Regions from separate parts of the Homo sapiens genome. Here region 1 is linked to region 2. A link is a loop called in an ENCODE intact Hi-C map of the cell type or tissue named here. Cell type or tissue: natural killer cell. All regions are shown on one strand. Links, peaks and the distances in the headings refer to the core of each region. The heading gives the core; the rest is flanking DNA.

Region 1 (8,326 bases), core at 301-8,300, 65 kb before region 2:
ACCATGTTGGCCAGGCTGGTCTCAAACTGCTGACCTCAAGTGATCCATCTGCCTTGGCCTCCCAAAGTGCTGGGATTAGAGGCACTAGATTATTGAAGAATTTTAAACCTTTCAAACTAAAGAGTTTAAAAAAACTGTCAAATCAGTGCCCTTGTTTTATTTTGCCCCCTTAATAATTAAAAATAATCATTTTAGAAAAACCTGGCATCATACGATTACTAGACTTTTTTTTTTTTGAGGCATACTCTGTCTCCCAGGCTGGAATGTAGTGGCACGATCTCAGCTCACTGCAACCTCTGCCTCCTGGGTTCAAGCAGTTCTCCTGCCTCAGCCTCCCAAGTAGCTGGGATTACAGGCATGTGCCACCACACCCAGCTAATTTTTTTGTATTTATTGTAGAGATGGGGTTTCGCCATGTTGGCCAGGCTGGTCTCAAACTCCTGACATCAAGTGATCCTCCCGCCTCGGCCTCCTAAAGTGCTGTGATTACAGGCGTGAGCCACCACCCCGGCCCCTAGACATTTTAATTATGTCTTTTCTACTCTGAAAAAAGTTTTAAGAAAAAGTTGTATAGTTCTGTAAGTTGTAGTATGTAAGAGGTTTACAATTCCATCTAGATTTTTGGATCACTTTTGAAAAAAGGCCGTTGGAATTCTGATAGTTACTGCACTGAATCATCAGGTCACCCTGGGGGGTGTTGCTGTCGTAAAGACACTGTGTCTTTTGATCCATGAATATGGGATTTTTTCCCTCCACTTATTTAGGTCTTCGGTTTCTTTCAACAGTGTTTTGTGGTTACAGGGTGCAAGTTTTACACTTCTTTGGTTAAATTTGTTGCTAAATATTCTTTTTGATGCTGTTTTAAATGGAAATGTTTCCTTAATCTTTTTCAGATTGTTCATTGCTTGTGTATGATGATGATACAGCTGACTTTTGTATATTGATCTTGTATCATGCAGCTCTGCTGAATTGATTGACTGACTGACTGAAGACCTTGTTGCATACCAAGAGATGGTTCTTCATGGAGTTGTATCTCATTCTGAGGTTCCTACTTGGCAAAAGACAGGCTGGTAACAGGTGTCCTGATGTCTACTGCCACTTGGATTATTCATTTTGTAGAAACAGAACAGATGAGTGTTGTGAGAGGTCACAAATAACTAAGCGATTGTTGAGTAGGAGCTTCACACTGAAGTGAAACAGCCGCTTCCCGGATTTCTCCGTCTTTTCTGTTTCCCAGTGTCCATGACGCCGATCATAAAATGGTGAGGCCAACAGTGAGCTCAAGACAAGTAGATCACAGTATATTCATGTTTCCTTTTGAGTTTTGCCATTAGACTGTGATGCTGATTTGGAATTCTGTGGGTTTACTAAGAGCTAGAAATAAATTGGTCATCTATATGCGCCTGATTTAGGCTTTCTGAAAGGTTGGTCTTATGTCTTCATTGGTCAGGATTTCAGATTTGTGTGTGTGTGTGTGTGTGTGTGTGTGTGTGTGTGTGATGTTTAAGTGACCATCAGAGCCTCTTGTTCCCTTTCAAGGCTTGTTTTAGTGAAGCCACGCAGGGAGTTGGTGTTTGTTGCTCAGGGAGCTTGTGAACTCGGCCGGCGCTGGTTGGGGTCTTGTGGAGCCGGGCCTCCTGCGGGAGGGAGGCAGGTATTGCACAGTCCAGCACTGTCCTTCCTCCACCTTCTCCTGTGTGTTATTGGGGCTGTTTTCACTGTTGGCTTTTGTGTCACTTTCTCTAGTTTGATTTCATGCCTTTGTCCTCCTCTAATTTTCAGGTATTTCCCAGTTTCTGATCTACAGCTTCCTTTGTTTTTTTTGTTATAGCTGTGTATCTGTTTACTTTCAAACACGAATTGTTTTTGCCATTCCCCTGGATCCGGTGAGGAAGGGAAGGTTTTGGCAGGAGTCGGATGCCTCCTCTGAGGACTGAAGGTTCTCCTGCCTTCCATAGTTGGCTTTTGTTCTTTAGCAGAGGAGTTTGATTCCTATCAGGGCAGGCATTATGGAAAGGGAAGAACGGTTGTGTGAAATCGTTCCCCCTTGTTCTCGTTCTGCATTCATCCACTTTGCACCTTTTTCTGCTAAATGGTATAAAGAGAATTGTTTGGGAACATTCATTTTGTTTCCTGTTTCGTTTTTTCCTGTAGTAAAAAGAAACATTTGCACTGAAGAAGGAAGCCTGGTTTTCCTTCTAGTTCCTCCTCAGGCTCACCTCAGTTCTGAAGTTTGCGTAGTTGCCTTTATTCCCTGGAGCCTTCTCTTTCACTTTAAATCAGAGAAAACGAAATGAATAGCACCCCACCCTTAAAAAAGAAACACCAGAAACAGGAAACAAATAACTGCACCTTCTCTGCCCCCAGCCCGAAAAAATCGAAATAACCGGCCCACCTTGTCCGCCCCCAACCTGAAAAAACGAAGGAGACCGACCGAGGTCAGGAGAATGGTTTGATCAGAGTGGATAGGTGACCTGTCTGCACCAGCTGGCCTTGGGATTGTGGGGCTCCTGGCACCATTGTGGGAGTGGAATCCAATTGGCTGTGTCTTTTTTTGATTGAGAACTAAAATGAGATGAGGCTGGATGGTAGGTCTTTAGTGTTCCCTTTAAGTCCTCTAAAGTTACATTGTAAGATTTTTAAGCCATAATAATAGCAGATTCATGTCCATGTTTTCCATTTCCAGTTTCAAGACTGATCGTGGTGAAGAGTGTGGGCACTGGAGCCAGCCAGCCTGGTTTCAGGTCTTGGCCCCACCATTTAAAATGTGACCTTGACTAAATTTCTCACACTTCTAGGGCCTCAGTTTTCTCATGTGCAAAGGGGAGATAATAATGATACCTACTCTGTGGGATTATTGTGAGGATAAAGTGAGTTGGTGCTAGATAAAACCATATGAAATTGTCAATATTGGACTCTTTCTTTTTTGGACTTTTTTTTTTTTTTTAAATAGTTTGAGCTTGTGTTTTGTTGTAAGAAATCCTTGAGAGCCCTTTGTACACTTCGGCCAGTCTCCTCCTCTCTTCGAATGGTAACACATTGGAGAACTGTGGCCTTAATAGAACGTCACAGCCAGGATGTGGACACGGTATCGCTGACCGGTCTTACTCAGGTTGCCTGAAGTTTACTTGTACGTGTGTGTTAGAGAGAGAGATTGATTGATTTGAGTTCTGTGCGTGTTCACCACTGGGGGCCCCCGTCCCTGCCGTGTTGCGGTGCTGAATAGTTCCATAATCGCAAGGATCGGCCCTTTGCCCTTTTCTAGCCACATTTGCCCCTTCCAGCCCATCTCCCCACCCTGGTCCCTAACCCCTGAGAACCACTGATTTGTCCTCCATTTGAAAAATTTGTCATAAGAGTGTCATATAAATGGAGTCGTAGAAATGTAACCTTTTCGATTGGCCTTTTTGCTCAGCGTAATGTTCGCTCTGTTTTGTTGCTGAGTGGTCTCCGTGGTGTGGGTGGACTCAGCTTATTTATCCATGGTGAGAAACACACATTCACCCGTCCACACCCAAAGACTGGGCTTGGAGACACACAGAACAGCAGAAATGAGACTTTTTTCTTTCTCTCTCTTTTTTTTTTTTGAGACAGAGTTTTGCTCTTGTCACCCAGCCTGGAGTGCAGAGGTGTGATCTTGGCTTGCTGCAACCTCCGTCTCCTGGGTTCAAGTGATTCTCCTGCTTCAGTCTCCCGAGTAGCTGGGATTACAGGCATGCGCCACCACGCCTGGCTAATTTTGTATTTTTAGTACAGACGGGGTTTCTCCATGTTGGCCACGCTGGTCTCGAACTCCCAACCTCAGGTGATCTGCCTGACTCAAAGTGCTGGGATTATAGGTGTGAGCCACTGCGCCCAGCCAGGAAGCAAGATTTTTAATGGCAGTCTTGCAAGATCAGGTGCCTGGTAGGCAGGTACACCCGGGGCAGTCACAGCAGGTAGTTTATCTCCTCTAATGCAAGTCCCTCCCCCAGTTCCTCACTGGTCGAGTACTATGGGGTTACAATCTTCCCGGAGGTCGCCTGAGTTTCATTATCCCGTTGTACGCCGTCCCCTTACCCGCTTACAAGGTTGTACCCTGTCCTCTTACCCGCTTAAGTTTTGATTTCCCAATACTGAAACTTTCTTCCCATTTATGGGCTGACCCCTCTTCTACATTTTGTTCGCTTATTGTGACCTTCTAGGTGCACGAGCCGTGCGGTTTGTTACATCCGCAGGCTGGCTGCCATTGCGTAGATTTATCATGCCTGGAAAACGGACCATTTAAAACGTTTTCTTACACCATCGAAGCACATCTGGGCTGATTCCAGTTTCTGGTGCTTATGAATAAAACAGCTGTGAACAACTGAGTGGAGTTTATTGGACCATTTTTGACCTCTAGTAATGGTGGGCTCACATGTTTGAGTTGAGTTGGGTCAGGTGCTGAGTGCCTGCTGCTGCAGGCACCACCTTGTGCTTTCAGGTTAACTCTAACCACACATCTCATGCCTTCTCTGTGCATGTATTTGAAGTTACTGAAAAAGTATTTGTCAAGAAAGCCACAGCTCCGCACTAGTCTCTTAAAACCCATCCGTATGCTCCTGTACTCATGAAAGGAATGCACTGCGGGCCGTTCTGTGGGAAGCAGGGAAAAGACAGACCTGGCCCTGAGACAGGCTGGTGTGACTGCCGTTCGGAGCCCAGGGTTAATGGTGCTGGTTAGTCAGCCAGTGTCGGGGGCAGATGCCCATCGTCAGTGGCTCCCCTGTGGACCCTCCCACCCAGCCTAACGCGAATGAAAATCATTGTTTGCATAAGGTCATAGCTCTGGCTAGCAGCGTTTTGAGACCAAGGCCAGTGTAGGGACCTGTCTTTGCTAACATGGACTCCTGGGCTCTGAGGGTGTTGGGAAGGTGGCTCACGGGAGGGAGCTGAGGGGCCTGAGCTCACAGCTGTGAAACCACCGTGGCCCTTGGTTGTCTGAAGGAGCAGCGGTGTGGGGCAGCCACAGGCCTCGTGGTTTTTCTCTGCTGTCAGTTGGGGTTAGTCAGTGTGGACAGAAAGAATTGCTCATCTTAGCGGATTGAAGACTATGGTTAGCAAGCAGTTGTAGATCTCCTGATTGAAAAAAGTGATTATTGATGTGCTTTGATATAAAGAAAGAAAAAAAGAAAAAAGTGATTAAAGTGGGAGTGAATTAAACATTAATACAGTTGTGTCAGTCAGAGTCTCCTGAAACTTGTGATTCTCTTAGGGGAGAAAAGGGAGACTGTAATAAAAACATGAGCAATCTTGAACTTCCGTTCCTTTCCAAAAATAAGCATCAGGTCTGCCCAGCTTCCTTCCCAGGGAGGCTGTGATTCTGTTTCGGACGGTGCTCGTGGCTGTGACTGTTCGTCGAGAGCAGTGAGTAAAGCAGCTCTCATGCAACAAAGCGAGGGGAGAGCCCAGGGCGTTGAAAGAGGTGGGGTGCGATTGGGTCAGCGCGAATATCGTGTTATTACTTGACATATTGAAAAGTGTGTTTATTACTGACCCATAGTCGCACCTGTTAGTGGAGTCCGGTAGGATGCCTCAGTCCGTGGATGCCTTGTTTACCGATGAGACCAGGGTGGTTACTGTGTCCATCCCCTCAAATACCACTTCTTTTTGGTGATAACATCCAAGATCCTTTTTTTTAAAATTGCTTTTTTTAAAAGAAAAATTCTGTAAAAAAATTCTTTTAATGGTTTGGATATTCTTAGGGTCTCAGTCGCTCGCCCAGGTGGAGTGCAGTGGTGCCACCCTAACTGACTGCAGCCTTGAGCTTCTGTGCGGAAGTGATCCTCCCACCTCGGCCTCTTAAAGTTCTGGGATTATAGGTTTGGCCTAGAGCTCTTTCTTCTTAGGTAACTTTAACTTTTTACCCGTTGATTGTATTAAATAATTTTCTTTCCCTATCCCTAACGTGGCAAATAACCCACTTAAAGGGGTTGATGAGAGTAAGGAGTCCAGAGTGGTAAGAGCATTTAAAACCTCACATTGCTCCACCATTCAGAGAGAGCCGCCATTAGTACCTCCTGGGTTTCCTAACACAGAATGCGTGTAGCCGACTCCTTAGCACCTGGGTTATCATCTTGTCCTGTTGCCATTTCCATAGGTAGAAGCAACTCCCTGTTGTTTTAACTGGATTCTGGTTTTGGTTACCCCCACCCCTGCCCCAAGACATGGATGGGCAGTGGTCCTGTCATCACACACTGACCCTTCGTGTCTCACCCCCACCCCCAGACATGGACGGGTGATGGTCCCATCCCTGACTCCGTCATCACACACCGACCCTTCGTGTCTCACCCCCACCCCCAGACGTGGACGGGTGATGGTCCCATCCCTGACTCCGTCATCACACACCGACCCTTCGTGTCTCACCCCCGCCCCCAGACATGGACGGGTGATGGTCCCATCCCTGACTCCGTCATCACACACCGACCCTTCGTGTCTCACCCCCGCCCCCAGACATGGACGGGTGATGGTCCCATCCCTGACTCCGTCACCACACACCGACCCTTCGTGTCTCAGCCCCACCCCCAGACATGGACGGGTGATGGTCCCATCCCTGACTCCGTCATCACACACCGACCCTTCGTGTCTCACCCCCGCCCCCAGACATGGACGGGTGATGGTCCCATCCCTGACTCCGTCATCACACACCGACCCTTCGTGTCTCACCCCCACCCCCAGACATGGACGGGTGATGGTCCCATCCCTGACTCCGTCATCACACACCGACCCTTCGTGTCTCACCCCCACCCCCAGACATGGACGGGTGATGGTCCCATCCCTGACTCCGTCATCACACACCGACCCTTCGTGTCTCACCCCCACCCCCAGACATGGACGGGTGATGGTCCCATCCCTGACTCCGTCATCACACACTGACCCTTCGTGTCTCAGCCCCACCCCCAGACATGGATGGGTGATGGTCCCATCCCTGACTCCCTGACTCCGTCATCACACACTGACCCTTCATGTCTCCATGGTCTCTGTCTGCACTCAGCCTCCACAGGCCTGTTGATTCCTGAGTTGCTGTAGGCAGGAGCTGACAGTAAGAAGTGTAGCCTGGTGCTTTTCTGTTTGACAACATAGCTTGTTTATAGTCGTGGTGGTGGTTTTGATGTGAACATGTATTCTAAATGAAGCTTTTTTTCACACCTTAGAAAATGTCTTTACTTGGGAGGCTGAGGTGGGAGGACCCCTTGGGCCCAGGAGGTTGAGGCCGCAGTGAGCTGTGTTTGCACCACTCCATTCCCAGCCTTGGCAACACAGTGAGACCCTGTCTCTTAAGAAAAATCTGTAATGTTTATTCCAAATATTTTAGAGGCTCTGGATTGGTACTGTCTTCCAGAGATAATGGGATCAGTTACTGAGATTGTCTGTCAGTCAGAAAGAAAAGACCTTCAGACCAGAATTTTCTCTTCCCAACTTGCTTTCCATACCCTGTGGGACCCTAAGACAACAGAAAACTGAGTTTTGTTTCACTTTTAACTGATGTTTTTCACTTTCACCTGATTTGGGCCCAGTTTCTTCATACATGGGAAACAGCAGCTGCATTAAAGCAGCAGTTCTCACCGGCGTGTTTTGCCCTTTAGCGGACATCGTCTGGAGACATTTTTGGTTGCCAGGATTTGCTGGGTGGCCTTACTGGCATCTAGAAGACCGACGCTGCTCAACCCTGTTGGCGCGCTGAACCCAAATGCCAGTGGCAGTGAGCTTGCAAATCGTTGGACTCATGATGCTTTGAGTGCTCTCAGGACTCTGGAGGTCGATGCTGGGGTTCCTCGCTGGCTTCCTGCTGCTGATGCTCTTCCCCTCTCTGAGCTCTTTTACGGAAAGCTTCGTGGCACACTTGCTGCTTTTCACTGAAACCAGGCTGTGTGGTGACTAGAAGCTGCGTATTCACATTTATTTTTATTGATTGATGGATTGAGGCTGCTGTGCAGTGGTGTGAGTAGCTCCGGCTACAGGCGCACGCCACCATGCCCAGCTAATTTTTTGAATTTTTTGTAGAGATGGGGACTCGCCGTGTTGCCCAGGCTGGTCTCCAACTTCTGGGCTCAAGCAATCCGCCTGCCTCAGCCTCCTGAAGTGCTGGGATTACAGGCGTGAGCCAGCGCACCCATCACACACTTATTTTTAATGGTCCTTGAGGTTAATGGCAGCTTTGAACAATCCTGTCCAGGAGTGTAAGGAGGAAAAACCTCACTCCATCTTCCAGGAGTGTAAGGAGGAAAAACCTCACTCCATCTTTGCAAAACGCATGTGCCAGGAGTGTTGCTCAGGAAACACGCGATTCTCTCGGATGCTAAGTGCA
Region 2 (8,326 bases), core at 90-8,089:
CGCTGTGTCCGGTTTTTTTATACCAACTGCTGTGTCCGGTTTCCATTGGCTGGAACGGGACCTCACATTCTGTATTTGTCCCGATTGGCTAGCAACTTAGAACTTTTTAAAAGAGGCAAAGGCAGAGGAGAACAAAGGAAGGAGGAAGTAATTTGTGGAATGCTGAGAAAGGTAAAAACACCTTCAACTAAGGAAGAGGAACAGGCCGTGACCTAATGCTTGCTTCGACCAGTATAAGCATGCCAGGGCAGATACTTAGGCTAAATTGTGGGAGCTAAGAACATAAAGTACATTGATTTCTTTATTAAGGCTAGCAGATATTTAGGAATGTCAGCACAGGTCTTTGAATAAATGTTGCTTTTAAGAGAAGTTACTATTTATTTTTAATTAGATGGGGAGGAAAGTCTTTGAAGAGGAACTTCTACTTTTTACACAGCTGAGATGTGTGCTCCGCCCAGTATCTCTGGTGCTGGACACATGGGTTCAGTCACGTGGGATTGAGTCTTGTCCCTTCCGGCTTCAGTGCTGTTCACTTCATTCTGTAGCTGTGCAATTTAGGTTTGGGTCTAGATGGAACTTTCGTGCACTCTCTCCAGCTCAGGTTTTGGTTCTGCTTCCAGTCAGCAAGGACTGCGGGCTGTGCAAGGTGTCGTGAGGTTTCACTCAGGCAGACAGAGGAGCACTCTTCATCCCTAGCAGTGGGAGCTGCTTACGCTGAGATCCCGAAAAGCATATGTGCCGTTCAGTTTGTCCAGTGGTTGTTTCAGAAGGGGAAGAAGAAGGCAGTTGGTATTTCAGAAGAATAAAACAAAAATCCCCTAATCCACTCACATTTGTTAAGCCACATGTCAGATTGGGTAAATAATTGTATCTCATGTTGAAACTTGCATCTTTTACAAAACTTTCAGTGCATTTAATGAAACGTATCTGAGGAGCACTTGAGGGTTAGTCTTGCCCCCTCCCATAAATTCAGGGTCCTCCTGCCTGGAGCCACTCTCACAAGCCCCTGGCCGCCCATCCAGGGTGTTGCAAGGCTGTGCCAGCTCATACCCCATTGCTGCCCCGTCTGACCTTTACTGTCCCTCTGACAGGCATGCTGTTTTGAAGGTCTTATCTAGAGTGCGGATTTTTTTTGTTTGTTTTGTTTTTAAATGTTTAGGGTTAATTTTCCCAAGCTTAAATCTTTTTACTTTGTACTTCTCCCTTAGTCCTTAGAGACATTTATCTTTGTAACTTGTGATCCTTAAGCTTGAAAGTGATATTTCTGGGTGGTGATCTTCTACTGATTGGTGTTTCAGCAGGAGTGGAAGGTCTCCCTGAGCCTGTGTCCTTTGCTGGCAGTCCCACTGCCCTCAGAGCGGCATTCTCCCAGCAGGATGGGCCTCAGTGCTGCCTGCAGAGCCTTCTGGTGATGCGGATGTTCCTCTGCTGATTCTGTAGCATCATAACCAAAGAAGAAAACACTTGTTAATGGCTTGGGATATGTAAGTATGGAACATAAACAGGTGGACTGGCACAAACCCTAAGTTTCAAAGTTGAATGATGATGAAGACAGTCACCTGGCCTGAATGAGGCAGCTCATGCTCAGTGGTCTGTGCTGGCCCCCAGAGAAGTGCACAGCTGGAATGTGTCCCTGCAGCACCCCCCGCCCCCGGCGCTGTGATGGTTCTGTGTGTGCTGAGGCCAAGGAAGGCCTGTGTCACCCCGTTTCCTGCTGCTTGGGGCAGGCCCTCTGCGGGAGGAAGAAGGGGGATGTGCTGCTGGGGTTTCCTAAGGGGTGCGCAGAGGTGGTGGTTTAGGGTAGCTGAGCAGGGTTTCAGGCTTACAGGAAGAAGTACGGGCCTAGCCAGGGTGTCTGTAATTGGGTTGACAGGTTTCCACAATGAGAGTAGGAGGTGCCATTGCAGCAGGGGCTGGGGTGGGCTGATCCTGGAGCCCAGGGCTGCCCAGGTTTGGAGTCGTTCACTGTGTGAGTTGGATCGGATCCATCTGGATGTGAGAGACAAGGAGCCTCTCACCTGATGCAGAGCAGTGGCCAAGTCCCGACACAGGCTCAGTGCAGGGGCAAGAGACCGTGGATTCTGTTGAGGTTTGCAGGTCTTAACCACATGCAGAGAGGCTTCATGCAGAGAGGCTGTGACTGACCAGGTATCTGATTACTTGGATCTTTCTTGGAGGCTTAACAGGAGTTTTTAGTGAATCGAAATCTTTTCTTCTCCTCTTCCTCTCCATAGCCACATGACAGACACACACACCTGGAGTTTTGAAAGGGAGTCCACGTATGACAGATGAAGCTGCCTAGTGTTGACCATCGACGTTCTAGGTTCCGAACATACCATGAATTTCATCTCAGGTGCACTGGCTTCTAGAATGCTGTCATTCCCGACTTCATGCTTTCGTGCCATTTTAGTGGTGAAAGTAAATATTGGAACCACTGACATTGGCTAATGCACATAACAATAATCCATGGTTTTTTAATCTTTTAAATTTTGTAGGATTTGTGGTATATAGTTTCTCAGAATTTTGCTATGTGTAATTTAATGTCATTCATTATAAATGTTTATCAAGTGATGAAGATGGAAAAGTGGGCATGGTGATGTTCACCTGTAGTCCCAGCTACTTGGGAGACCAATTCGAGAGGATTGCCTGAACCCAGGAGTTTCAGGCCAGCTTGGGCAACATAGTGAAGCCCCATCCCTAATACAAAATAAGATAAGATAACATAGCCATAAAAATGAACGAGATCATGTCTTTTATGGGAACATGGATGGAGCTGGAGGCTATTAGCCTCAGCAAACTAACTCAGGAACAGAAAACCAAATACTACATGTTCTGACTTTACAAGTGGGATCTAAATGATAAGAACTTAAAAACACAGGGAAGGAAACACCAGACACGGGGGTCTACTTGAGGGGAGAGGGCGGGAGGAGGGAGAGGAGCAGAAAAGATAACTGTTGGGTACTGGGCTTAGTACTGGGTGATAGAATAACACGTACAACCTCCCCCCCCGCCCACTGCCGACATGTGTTTACTTATGTAGTACACCCTCACATGTGCCCCCGAACCTAAAAGTTAAAAAACATATAAACTATGTGATGCTGATTTTGGCATCCATGGCACTCTCTGTTCTTAGGGTTTTGTAGCTTTTACACAAGAATTGAATAAAAACTATCTTATCTTTCTGCATCACATAGAATGTAGTGTAGACTAAAATGCAAACATCTTCTGCTGGCTGTTGAGACTCAGATATGAAGACCGTTGAAAATGCCTCTTGTACAGTTACCCAGTTCCTGCTTCAGTGTGGAGAGGCAGAGAGGTGAACAGCCGGCTACCTTCGTGGTAAAAGAAGCTGAAATGAGCAGCTCTGTGCCATTAATAACAGTTTCGGCCAGCAGCCAAGGCTCAGAGTGTGGGATTAGCCTGAAGAATCAAGACTGCAGGGCCGGAACAAGGAGGTAGGCACAGTGAGGTCACAGTGCTGCCATCTGCATCCCGAAGCAGTGGGGGCCGAGGGGCTGCAGCAGACGTGTGCGCTGCTCCTTGGCGCAGGCTGGAAGGTCTTCCTGCTCCTCTGCTGGGGCTGGCTCCAGGAGCTGGCTGCAGTTCCCTGGGAGTCTGCTTTTTAAAGGGCTGTACGTGCGATTGAGTTGTATGGGAAATGGCTGCTCTGGGATTTTCTGGAGTCTTTACTAAAAATAAAGAAGCATACTCAAGCAGTTTGCATCTAGCATTTGTTCTTTGGAGGCACCATTCATGTTAAAGATGGTGTGTGTGGGACAGATCGCATTTCCGTGATCTTGTTTCAGATTGATTTTTTTTTTCTTCCAGAATCAGTCTTTTAGATGAGGACAGTGACAATGATGTTTTATATATTTTGGAATATTAAAATTTGAAGCAGAGAAAGGCTTTGCTCTGTCAGTGTTTAATACTGACGATTTAGACATATATAAGAAATGTATAGCCTTGTCTTTACAAAAAATAGAAAATTAGCCAGGTGTGGTGGTGCATGCCTGTGGTCCCAGCTGCTCTGGAGGCTGAAGTGGGAGGATCACTTGAGCCCAGGAGGTCGAGGCTGTGGTGAGCCATGATCGCACCACTGCGCTCCAGCCTGGGCAGCAGAGGGAGACCCTATTCTCAAAAAAAAAACCTACAGGCAAAAAACAAACTATAACTGAAATGTGAGATGTGGGTTTTAGCGGCACAGGGGAAGTGGTTTGCACGTGGGGTTATCTAGGGCTGGGTGCAGATGTCCCGTCCTCAGCACACAGGGCCAGCGAGGGCAGCTTGTGGGTTGTCACTGAAATGAGCTGCAGGCAGCATCCTGGGTAAACAGTTGAAATCTTAGTCATTCTGTTTATTTATTAATTATTATTTTTAAAGTTTTTGTGAGTACATAGATGAATGTATTTATGGGGTCCATGAGATGTTTTGATATAGGCATGCAATGCGTAGTGATGATATCATGGAAAACGGGGTATCCATCTTCTCAACTAGTTATCCTTTGTGTTGTAAACAATCCAGTTACCAACCCAACCTGGAAATTGAGTACCAGTAATATAGGCAGTTATCCACGTGGCTCTTTGAAACGTGGTCGCTAAGCTGTGCATGTTTGCAAACGTGGAAGCTGTTGTGTAGATGATGTTCACTCCCGTGAATATGCAGCTGTGATGTGGCCAACAGAAGGGAAGGAACACGCCTGTGTGCTCTACGTCTTCTGCAAGCCGGCACAGCTCCATGCGGGACCAGTGCTGATGCCAGAGTGAGGTGTGGGGGCTGTGGCCTGTGTCTGCCCGCACGTGGTGGCATTCTAGCAAAGCCACGTGGGTGGGTGCAGCATCTCCAGCCACCCTGGTTGTTAACTGTCACAGCTTGACCTGTGTCCTTGGGTCAAAAGTTGCATCTGGTGCCTCACTCACTTCCTCCATTGTTCAAAGCAGTAAGAGGGTTCAGTCTTTGGAAAGGAAGCATTTACTGGCTATTTGAAGAGATTGATTTCAGAAATTGAGCATCATAACTAAATCTGATTGTTTTGAAAGGATTTACTACTTTTCATTACTTTCATCCCAGTGTTCAATAAAAATAGGAAAAGAAAGGAAAGGTGTCCCCAGAAAGGGGCAGCCAGCACCCTGGCTTCCAGTACCTTCAGCAGCGTTGTCCTGTGGCCATGGATTGGCTTGCCGATGAGCAGTGGTTCCTCCCAGACTCCTCCCTCAGGGCCCTTCCTCTTGTGCAGCTGCTGTTTGTCCCTGGACCCTGTGAGTGGAGTCCGCAGCATTGGCTGTGACAGGCATTCCTCGTTAGGGCTGAGTCGCGTTATGCTGTGTGCAGACGCATTCTGCTTCTCTGTCATCCGCCAGGGGACACTCGGGTTTGCTGTTGGGAACCATGCTGTGTGAACTGTGAACGTCGAAGTACAACTGTCTTTTGGGGGCCCTGCTTTCAGTTCTTTTGTATATCTACCCAGAAGGGGAACTGCTGGATCATATGCTTAGTCCTTTTGTAATTTGTTGAGGAATCGTCACACTGTTTTTTTTTGGCAGTTGCACCATTATATGTTCCCACCAGCAATGCACGAGGATTCCTGTTTCTCCACAAGCTCACCTGCCCCCTGGTTCCCTGTGAGGTGCTGGAGACTGGCAGCAAGTGTCCTGTCCCCGGGACACGTGGTGAGCACAGTCCCTGACTGCCCTTCCTTCATGGTGTGACTTTTATCAGCAGATTTGACAGATGAGAGGTGAATCCTGGGTGTGTTGAAGCTGACTCACCCCGCCCCCAACCCCACTCATCTTCGAAGGTGTGTTGTAGCTCTGGCCGAGCCTACCTCTGAGCAGTGCCCCTAGATGGCTCCACCTTCCTTACACTGTCCCTCCTACAGACTCATCCTCATCCCCACCACTGCCCTTTGGCTATTCTGTGGTAGATTTTTAGAATAAAAGATGTCAAGCCTGGCTGTTGAACCATTAGCATTGGGACATGCCCTGCTGACAAGGCAGCCACCAACCCCTCCAAGATGGTCACAGGTCACTTGGGAGCTGGCCCTTCCCAGCAGCAGGATGCCTGGGACTCCGGGAGATTACAGCCACAGGGCCTGGGAGAAGCCTCAGGCTTTTGTTGTTTATTATGTGCATTATCCTTTTGGGGTCCCCAAAATTGTACCATTACGTTCTTTTTTTTTCTTTTTTCTTTTTTTTTTTTTTTGAGACGGAGTCTTGCTGTGTCGCCCAGGCTAGAGTGCAGTGGTGCGATCTTGGCTCACTGCAAGCTCGGCCTCCCGGGTTCATACCATTCTCCTGCCTCAGCCTCCCAAGTAGCTGGGACTACAGGCACCCACCACCACGCCTGGCTAATTTTTTTTTTTTTTTTGTATTTTTAGTAGAGATGGGGTTTTACTGTGTTAGCCAGGATGGTCTCGATCTCCTGACCTCGTGATCCGCCCGCCTCGGCCTCCCAAAGAGCTGGGATTATAGGCGTGAGCCACCGCGCCTGGCCCTGTTACATTCTTTATAGAGCTGACATTGGAACAAGCAGTGTCTGCTTGAAAGCACTGTTCTGAATGTGTCCAGCTGCTCCATCTGGCTTCCGGAGCTGGTGTCATCATCTAGGCAGGGTTGGCTGATGGATCACATCCTTCTCACCTCAGCGGATGGCTTGCCACCGAGAACTGTGCGTGTCTCTGGAATTCTCCACTTTACTCCCTTGACAAAGATGTCTCCTTTGGACGTCCTGAAAGTCTGTAATCAGTTTTTAAAAACCCACAATAGTTCATTGTTTGTAACCTATAAATGTTATAAACAAAGATGATCAGAAACGTGAGAATTAAAAAATACTTGTGTTTTGTTAGTGAAAAGCACTAGTTCATAGTAACTAAGGTTTTCCAGATTCTTTCTTGTATTTGTTTTGAGACAAGTCTCACTCCAGTGCCCAGGCTGGAGTGCAGGGGCGCTATCTGGGCTCACTGTCGCCTCAGCCCCCAGGGCGGGGCTCATGTGATCCTCCCACCTCAGCCTCCCAACTCATTTCTGGTGGTCTTGGGCGAGTCACTTAGCGTTCCTGAGCCCTGGTCTCCCGAGCTGTGCTGGGGGGAGCACCCTGTTCCTGTGGTGTTTATCTCATCGGTCACTCTGCCTTTCCATTGGGCTGCGCACAGGAGAGCCACAGACCCTTGCCGTGAACCGCCGTGGCAGGGCCTCGGTGCAGATGCGATTGTCAGGCTGCGCTCAGTAACACAAGACCTGCCCTCGACGGGTGGATGCTCATAACAAGATGAAGTTCAAGTGAGCATCTTTGGGTTTTTTCTTGTTTTACTTATTAATGGAAGAAACCCTTTATTTTTAAGAGACCTTCTTTTGATCCTGGCGATACTGTGACATTTCAGTCTATTTTTGAGTTGGTTGTGATACTCGATGTCTGGGGCCGTCCCTGCTGGAAGAGAGAGCGTTCAGAGCAGAGCATGTGCCGGACATGGGGCCACGTTCACCCCTGAGGAGCACTTTGAAATGGCTTTGAATTCTTGTCAGCCTTGATTAGGTCTTTCAGGCAAACAGTCTGGCTGATGAAAAGTTTATGGTACAAGCAGCAGAAACTTAATCAGCTCTTCTGTTCTGCCATCGTCCTCCGTTTGTGTTGGAGTCCTGCACGTTCCTCTTTGGTCCTTGTGGGTCTGTGTGAGCCGTCCGCCCGCCTTCCGAGCCTCAGGGTGTGAGCCCTCTGCCCGCCTTCCGAGCCTCAGGGTGTGAGCCCTCCGCCCTCCCTCCGTGAGCCCTCTGCCCGCCTCCCGAGCATCACCAGCATAGGTTCGCCTGGGATGGGAGTATGTTGGGAGCAACTGGGTTGAGGCTCCTTGGCCAGACGGGAGACCACAGGGCAGCTGCCCAGGAAATGTCAGCAACATTTAGACTTTTTCTGATGTTTTTAGATGAAAGCAAACATGTTGTTCTGGCGTTTCCTTCCTGCATCTGGTGGGTCTTCAGCATGTGAATCTGTGCATTTCCTGGGACTTGGAAAGTCTGTTGCCCTCACTCCTTTGGGGGCATTTTCTTTGCCAAAGGAGCTAGAAGAACGAGCTTCCAGGCCACTCACAGCCTTTGTTTGTTTGAGAGTGTCTCACTCTGTCTCCCAGGCTGGAGTGCAGAGGTGTGATCTCGGCTCACTGCAACCTCCGCCTCCTGGGTTCAAGCGATTTCTCCTGCCTCAGCCTCCCTTATGAGTAGCTGGGATTACAGGTGCTCGCCACCATGCCCGGCTAATTTCTGTATTTTTAGTAGAGACGTGGTTTCACCGTGTTAGCCAGGCTGGTCTTGAACTCCTGACTTCAGGTGATTCACCT

Evidence for each region. Hi-C counts contacts between places; a loop is a spot of excess contacts. Peaks named below come from ENCODE experiments on the same cell type or tissue, not always from the same donor. Only the 100,000 strongest peaks of a DNase experiment are listed, where the experiment ranks them.
Region 1: a loop joins it to region 2, with 3 times the contacts of the local background. A loop is called at or near these places in 4 of 110 quality-filtered maps.

The regions. Positions count from the first base shown.
Region 1 is chr16:89,419,703-89,428,028 of GRCh38, reverse strand. All of the region lies in intron 1 of ANKRD11 (ankyrin repeat domain containing 11), which reads left to right. Among named protein-coding and RNA genes, the nearest start is that of ANKRD11, 67 kb to the left of the region's middle. RefSeq lists a silencer at 3,071-3,180 and enhancers at 4,612-4,711, 4,298-4,798, 7,455-7,954, 7,955-8,326. In natural killer cell, for the core only: no CTCF peak of the experiment used is centred there; DNase peaks (open chromatin) are centred at 4,515, 4,948 and 5,331; H3K27ac peaks cover 526 bases.
Region 2 is chr16:89,354,653-89,362,978 of GRCh38, reverse strand. All of the region lies in intron 2 of ANKRD11 (ankyrin repeat domain containing 11), which reads left to right. All of the region lies in intron 1 of LOC128462377, which reads left to right. Among named protein-coding and RNA genes, the nearest start is that of ANKRD11, 130 kb to the left of the region's middle. RefSeq lists enhancers at 677-746, 1,257-1,820, 1,827-1,906, 730-1,929, 1,977-2,066 and 3 more. In natural killer cell, for the core only: no CTCF peak of the experiment used is centred there; DNase peaks (open chromatin) are centred at 1,758, 4,238, 4,628, 5,338 and 1 weaker place; H3K27ac peaks cover 2,115 bases.